2 separate regions of the Homo sapiens genome follow, and region 1 is linked to region 2. The links are chromatin contacts, found by Hi-C in ENCODE. All regions are on one chromosome and are shown on one strand. The core of a region is the stretch at or near the end of the contact, and the rest is flanking DNA. Distances in the headings are between cores, read along the strand shown. Region 1 holds the start of CPLANE1 (ciliogenesis and planar polarity effector complex subunit 1). Region 2 holds the start of DNAJC21 (DnaJ heat shock protein family (Hsp40) member C21).

Evidence for each region. Hi-C counts contacts between places; a loop is a spot of excess contacts on that map. Pooled maps may share reads with other maps.
Region 1: a pooled map shows a loop between it and region 2 (11-fold over the local background). The contact joins the promoter of CPLANE1 here to the promoter of DNAJC21 in region 2. A Hi-C loop is called at or near these places in 7 of 50 pooled maps.

What each region holds. Positions count from the first base shown.
Region 1 is chr5:37,248,012-37,251,042 of GRCh38, reverse strand. It overlaps CPLANE1 (ciliogenesis and planar polarity effector complex subunit 1), which reads left to right and starts at 1,667. Exons shown (of 53, transcript NM_001384732.1): 1 at 1,667-1,798. It overlaps CPLANE1-AS1 (CPLANE1 antisense RNA 1), which reads right to left and starts at 1,997. Exons shown (of 2, transcript NR_134263.1): 1 at 1,822-1,997; 2 at 397-646. RefSeq lists silencers at 1,347-1,826, 2,027-2,166.
Region 2 is chr5:34,927,770-34,930,869 of GRCh38, reverse strand. DNAJC21 (DnaJ heat shock protein family (Hsp40) member C21) reads right to left here and starts at 1,311. Exons shown (of 12, transcript NM_001012339.3): 1 at 954-1,311. The coding sequence starts at 1,050. LOC124900961 (a long non-coding RNA gene) reads left to right here and starts at 1,189. Exons shown (of 2, transcript XR_007058731.1): 1 at 1,189-1,221; 2 at 1,737-3,100. RefSeq lists enhancers at 546-715, 182-827 and silencers at 856-1,055, 1,086-1,155, 1,166-1,635.

The sequences.
Region 1 (3,031 bases), core at 418-2,917, 2.3 Mb before region 2:
AAAAAAGAATTGGTATCCTCCATAAAATCTCTTACCAATATATACTAAAGACAGATGACCCTTAAAAAGTGCAGAGAGGGTGAAAGGGAGACTGATGCTTATTTTACACATTCTGTGTTCCCAAGCCTCCCATCGAGCTTCTGAACCACGCATCTAAATTGTTCACTAGATAGCTCCAGAGGCATCGCAAAATGGATGTGCTTCAAAATGAAACTATTCCTCATTCAAAACCTAGCTTAGTTTTGAACCTTCCCATCACCCAGATAGAGAAAATGGACCTGTGCATACTGCGATCATGGTATTTATGACTGCACTGTAACTTAAGTGTGTGTGACTCTCTTTTGAATAGGGACACCATCTTCCCCTCTTTATACCTAGCATAGTGTCTGACACACATAAGTGCTCAATGATTTTTATTTTAGCAAATTGTAGTCATTTCCATACATTATTTTTTACAGTAAACATTGCCGGATACATTTCCATACGTTTTTAAAGAATAGAGGAGGAGGAAGAGGAGGGAAAAAAAGGAAAATAAATAAATAAACGTGTGGAGCAATCAACTCCAGAATCACACCAATATTTCTAGGTCTAATGGCCACACAGCAAAATCAGCCTCAGTTATCCCATTGTCTTCATATCTTAAGACCTAAAAATGGGAACACAGGATTGTGGGAATAGGTTAGGATTTCTCAGTTTCCAAATTTTTCTGTGAGACTTTTATGCTAACTCTAGCACGGCTTATGTAAAATGTTCGTGATTTGGGGGTGGATCTAAACCACCTCAGATCTATAACCTCTGAGATAAGTGGGGCTGAGCTGCCAGAATGCCATCCGCCATTTATCCCACCCAGAGACACAGGGGTAATTGTGGTTCTGATGCAGCCAGTTCGCCTACCCTGTAACGCTTATTTGCTAAAATAAACCAACCTAAGAGCTAGCCATCCAATGCAGAGGGCAGGGCCATTTTCGGTGCAGAACATACCTGGCCTAGCCAAGGGTGACAGGGTCCTGCCTTCAAAAACAGGCCAGTCACATGAAAGAGTGAAGATGGGCGCATGTGGAGGAGGACAACAGGCCACTGCCTGAGGCCTTCACATTTAAGCTACACAAAAATGCTTTTCCAGGTGAGCAGAGCTCTCGGGCTGCCTGCTTGTGACCCCTGCTCCTGTCAGTCACGAGAACAGGGCGAAGGAGGCGAAAACAGTGCGGAGAATAAGTCCGTAGGACAGTGAGTTCGGAAAATGCCTTCTTCAGTGTTCCAAGGTGCCCACGTGAACTGAGGAGGGCAGAGCAAAACCCCTTATTTTCGGGTCTGTGCAGGGTCCCCGCTAGGAAGGGGCAGCCCTTGAGTTTCATGTTGGTCGGTTATTAAGCGGCTCCCCCGTGAGCCCCGCCCAATGCCTGTGCGCTCAAACTAGCAGCGTCCGAGGAACGCGTTAACTGGGAGAAGTGAACTGAGGGGGTCCGGCGGCCGCTGAGGAGGGGAGCGCGCGGGAGGAGGGGCGAGGAGCCCGGAGGCGGGCGCGGCTGGCAGCTTAGAGGGCCCGGGCGGAGGCCTGAGAGCAGGGCTGGAGGGGCGGAGGACCGGGGAGACCCGCCCGCGGCGTTCCCGGCCGGTTCTGAGCAGGCGCCGTGGCAGCGCCCGCGCCCCCTGCCCGCCCTCCGCCGTCGCCAGGACGCAGGCTCGCGTCAGGGCTGGCGGTAGGGCCCGCAGCTGTCGGCCTGGCGTCTTCACCCCGCGCAGTCGGCCTCGCCTAGCCTTCTCGCGCCTGACTGGCCGGACCCTGCCCCTGGCGGAGGTAACTGCCCGCGGATTCCTTACCCCGCGATCCTGGCCTCCTCGTAAGCTCCCCGGACCCGGGCGTCCTCGGTCTCCCCTCATCTACTCTTCTGTCGGGCAGGTCCGCGACCTTCCGCCTCCCGGGCCGTCTCCCGCCGCACCCGGCCCTGGTACATCCCCACTACCCAGTCCGGGCCCGTCCTCGCTCTGGGCCTACCCCAGCCTCCCAGCGTCGCCTGCTGACGGAGCGCGGGAGCCCCAAGGGGCCGGGGTCACCCGGCCGGCGTGGGTGGTGCCAGGCTCGGGCCACACCTCGGCACCGGACCCGAGTCCCCCAGCTTCTCGAGCAGGATCCGGAGGAATAGAACGTCAATTTTCCTCGCTCTTAGCAATTTTAAGATTGACTAATGGATTTAGGGTATGTCAGTGCATAAAGTTCCCAGTATTTTTTCACTCAATAATTTTAGCAGCGCTGATACTATTGACTGGATTTGTTATTTCATTAGGAGCTGCAAATGATGCTTTTCTAATGCCGGCGTTTCTCTGGCATTTGGTTAACCCTTTTGTGAGAATTTATTTTATTTGCAATTTTATTTATTTATTTTTGAGCCGGAGTCTTCGCTGCGTTGCCCACGCTGGAGTGCAGTGGCTCTCACAGGCACAATCACAGCTCACTGCAGCCTCGAACTCTCTTGTCCTCAAGCGATCTTCCCATCTCAGCCTCCGTGCTGACTGATAGCTAGCATCTTGATAGATCTTTGTGTGCTGTCTCTGAGTAGTTTTTCTTTTAAAGCTATTTTATTAAAAAAACAAAAAAACAAGCCCATCTAATTTGGCCGGGCACAGTGGATCACGCCTGTAATCCCAGCACTTTGGGAGGCTGAGTCGGGCGGATCACCCAAGGTCAGGGGTTCGAGACCAGCCTGGCCAACATGGTGAAACCCGGTTTCTACTAAAAATACAAAAAAATTAGTCCGGTGTGGTGGTGCATGCCTGTAATCCCAGCTACTCGGGAGGCTGAGGCAAGAGAATCGCTTGAACCCGGGAGGCGGAGGTTGCAGTGAGCCGAGATCGCGCCACTGCACTGCAGCCTGGGCTACAAGAGCAAAACTTCAACTCAGAAATAAAATATAAATCAAAACTTTATGAAAATTGTCAGTTAAGATCTTCAGTGGTCCATGCGCAGTGGATCGTGCCTGTTATCCCAGCACTTTGGGAGGACGAAGTGGATGGATCACTTGAAGTCAGGAGT
Region 2 (3,100 bases), core at 62-2,561:
TTCTGGCAGTTGTATTTAACTTTTCATTTGTGTAAGGCAGAAAGTTGTTTTCCTAACAAGACTCTAAGACCCCTGTCTCAGCATTTCCAAATCTACTTAGTAGAGTGCAGTGACTTGCATATATTGGATACTCTGTAACCGTGTTTACTGATGAATGCTAATATGAAAGCCTCTTCATATGAACCTCAAAAAGCTGAAAGTCAACTACTCTCTTAGTTTCCCAGCCTGGAAGATCAGATTACTTCATAAAAGTCACACAGGCCTGGATTACAGACCAATGAAACATCCAAAGGAAGGATACTTCTAAGTAAACATACAAACTTTACTGGGGAAGCCGCCTGATTAAAACCTTCCCCGGCAGAATCATGTCCAAAGTGAAGTACAAGGTCTGCTTAAACAGCTTATTAAAAGAAAAAAAAAACAGCGAAAAAAGCGCATCCCTATTGAAAAGATATTTTACTAGCTCCCGTGTCTTAACTTCTTAACTAAGAAACGAAAAGAGCCATACATCAGGTTGAAGTATCTGGGATTCCCGGACGAGGTGGAGGGCAGCGGAGGAAAAACACCGAGAGGCTGCGCTGCAAGGGACGCAGGGAAAAGCAAGCCTGGGGCAGGTCTGAGTTCCGAGTTCCCGACTGCTCCCTCGTGGTGTCTGCGACCCGGTAGCGGGAGCAAGTGAGGTTGTTGGACTGCAGTTTTCCCCCTACAGTGGCGATGCGGGGCCGGGGTCGCGGGTATGAGGAGATGGGGTGTGAGCCGGGGTGCGCCAGGGCAGAGCGCTTCGCCCACCGAGACGGGCAGGGCGGCTCCGGGCACTGGCCGGGCGGGGCAAGGAGCTCCTAGGCCGCCAGGTCCCTCTCTGCTGGCTCCGCGGAGTCCGCCCGGGGGAAGGGAAGGTCGGGGAGGGCCGGGCTTCTCCGAGTGGCCGCGGGGGCTGCGGGACAGGTACTTACCCGGGTGCCATTTCAGGGCCAGCTTCCGATAGGCCTTCTTGAGCTCCTCCTCGCTGGCGTCGCGCCGCACCCCCAGCGCCTCATAGTGACACTTCATCGCCCGACCGGGCGGGCGGCCGGCGCTGGGGCCCGGGACGGGGTCGGGGCCCGGGCCCGGGCCGAAGCGGCGGCGGCGGCGGCGCTGGCAGTCCTCTCCGGCGGGAGTCCGCCGCCCGCACCGGGCCAGCCAGCGAGCCCGGCGGCGGCGGCGGCGGCGGCGGTGGTGTAGGTCAGTGAAGGCGCGCGGTGGCGGCAGACGACGCAGGCTGCGGCAAGCGGGAGCGCGGCGGGGGCGGTGCCGGCGGCCGCCGCTTCGCATGGGCTAGGGGTGGGCTCTGTGCCGGAAAGGGCCGCGCGGGAGGGGGTGGGGCCTCGGCGGGGTGAGAGGCGAGGCCCCGAGGAAGGAAGGCGGGGCCTTGGCGAGGAGAGAGGCGGGCCGCGCAGGAGAAAGGCGGGAGCTTGGCGGGGAAAGAGGCGGGCCGCGTGGGAGGAAGGTAGGCCTTGGCCGGGAAGAACAGGAGGAAGGCGGGACCTTGGTGTGAGAGGCGGGGCCTCGGCGGGGCGAGAGGCGGGGCCGCGCGGAAGGGAGGCAGGGCCACGCTGGTGTCATTGTGAGGGGCACAGATGGCGGTCAGTGTGAGTGGCAGCCGACCTGAGGGCTGAAGGGGGAGATAGGAGCTGGGATGGGAGAGGATTCTGGAAAATATCTGATTATAATTTCTCAATGGATCCCCGTTTTTATAGATAAGGCGATTCAGACTCCAAGTGGTCAAGTGGTTGGCTCAAGCCTCCTCAGCTAATACAGTAGCAGAATTCGGTTGGACTGAATATCAGGTTTTTTTTTTAATCTCTTTAATTCTCTTCAGCTGCCACTTAAGATATCTGGTATTGATCATCTTGACCAATATGCTTGAGAAAGGACAGTTAGATTATTTAAGCGGAAACAATTTAAAAGGGAAGCATCAACACACTTAATGAAAAGCCTTACCACCAACATGGATGAAATTGTGCTGATCTATCCATCCAACACACTTTAATCCTAACTTTCTGGCCTCTAATCCTACCTTTCCAAGATTGGTTTAGGTTAAGAAAGCAGTTAAAGGATAGTATTTAACTGGTAGGTTTTGGTTGATCTGACTATCTGCACAATTATTCCAAACACTTTGAAAGGTATCAAAATAATACCATAATTATTAAAATGCATTAATACACCAATATATTTCACTGTAATGTGGAATGTTTACATGCATCAGTTAGGTGTGGGTTGTATTTACTAACCATGTATGGTTAGCTATGTTGCTAATATCTATTGCACAGGGTTGGCGTACCCAAGCGGTTTAGTAAGGTTATCCTTCTCTTCCCCAATATGCTGCCCCCAGTAAAATAAAAAACCCACGCTAAGCTTCATCAGGTTACTTCACACGCCACTGACCAACCAACTCACTACTCAGAATTCATACACTTCCCTTTTTTCCAGAGGAAGATTCTACACAGTCTCAGTTAGTTGGTAAATTGGTAATGGATAAGGATTGAGAAGTCTGAGTTTGGGGGAGAATGAAACCTTTCCCCTCCTGAGAACAGAATTGGGATGGTGGGCGGGGGGAAGGGAGGGACAAAAAAAAAAAAAAAAACGGAAAGGGAAAGTATTTTTTTCCCTCCAACTTAATTTGGAGTATTTTCTCCCTCCAACTTGATTTGGTTTTGGATACAGCCTGTAGGAATCACTTACTTCTTTTACCTTCTGAAGTAAGAAGGATTTTTGCCTGTAACATTGTATAATTAAAGGTAACTATGCTGGATATAAATTTCAGTCTAAAGGAACATCTTGACCAGGCGTGGTGGCTCATGCCTGTAATCCCAGCACTTTGGGAAGCCGAGGCAGGAGGATCCCTTCAGCCCAAGAGTTCAAGACGAGCCTGGGCAACATAGCGAGAACTTGTCTCTACAAAAAAAAAAAAAAGCCAGGCATGGTGGCGTGGGCCTGTAGTCCTAGTTACTCAGGAGGCTGAGGCAGGAATACTTGAGCCCAGGAGTTAGAGCCTGCAGTGAGCTATGACCACACCACCACACTACAGCCCTGGGTGACAGAGCAAGACCCTGCCGCTAAT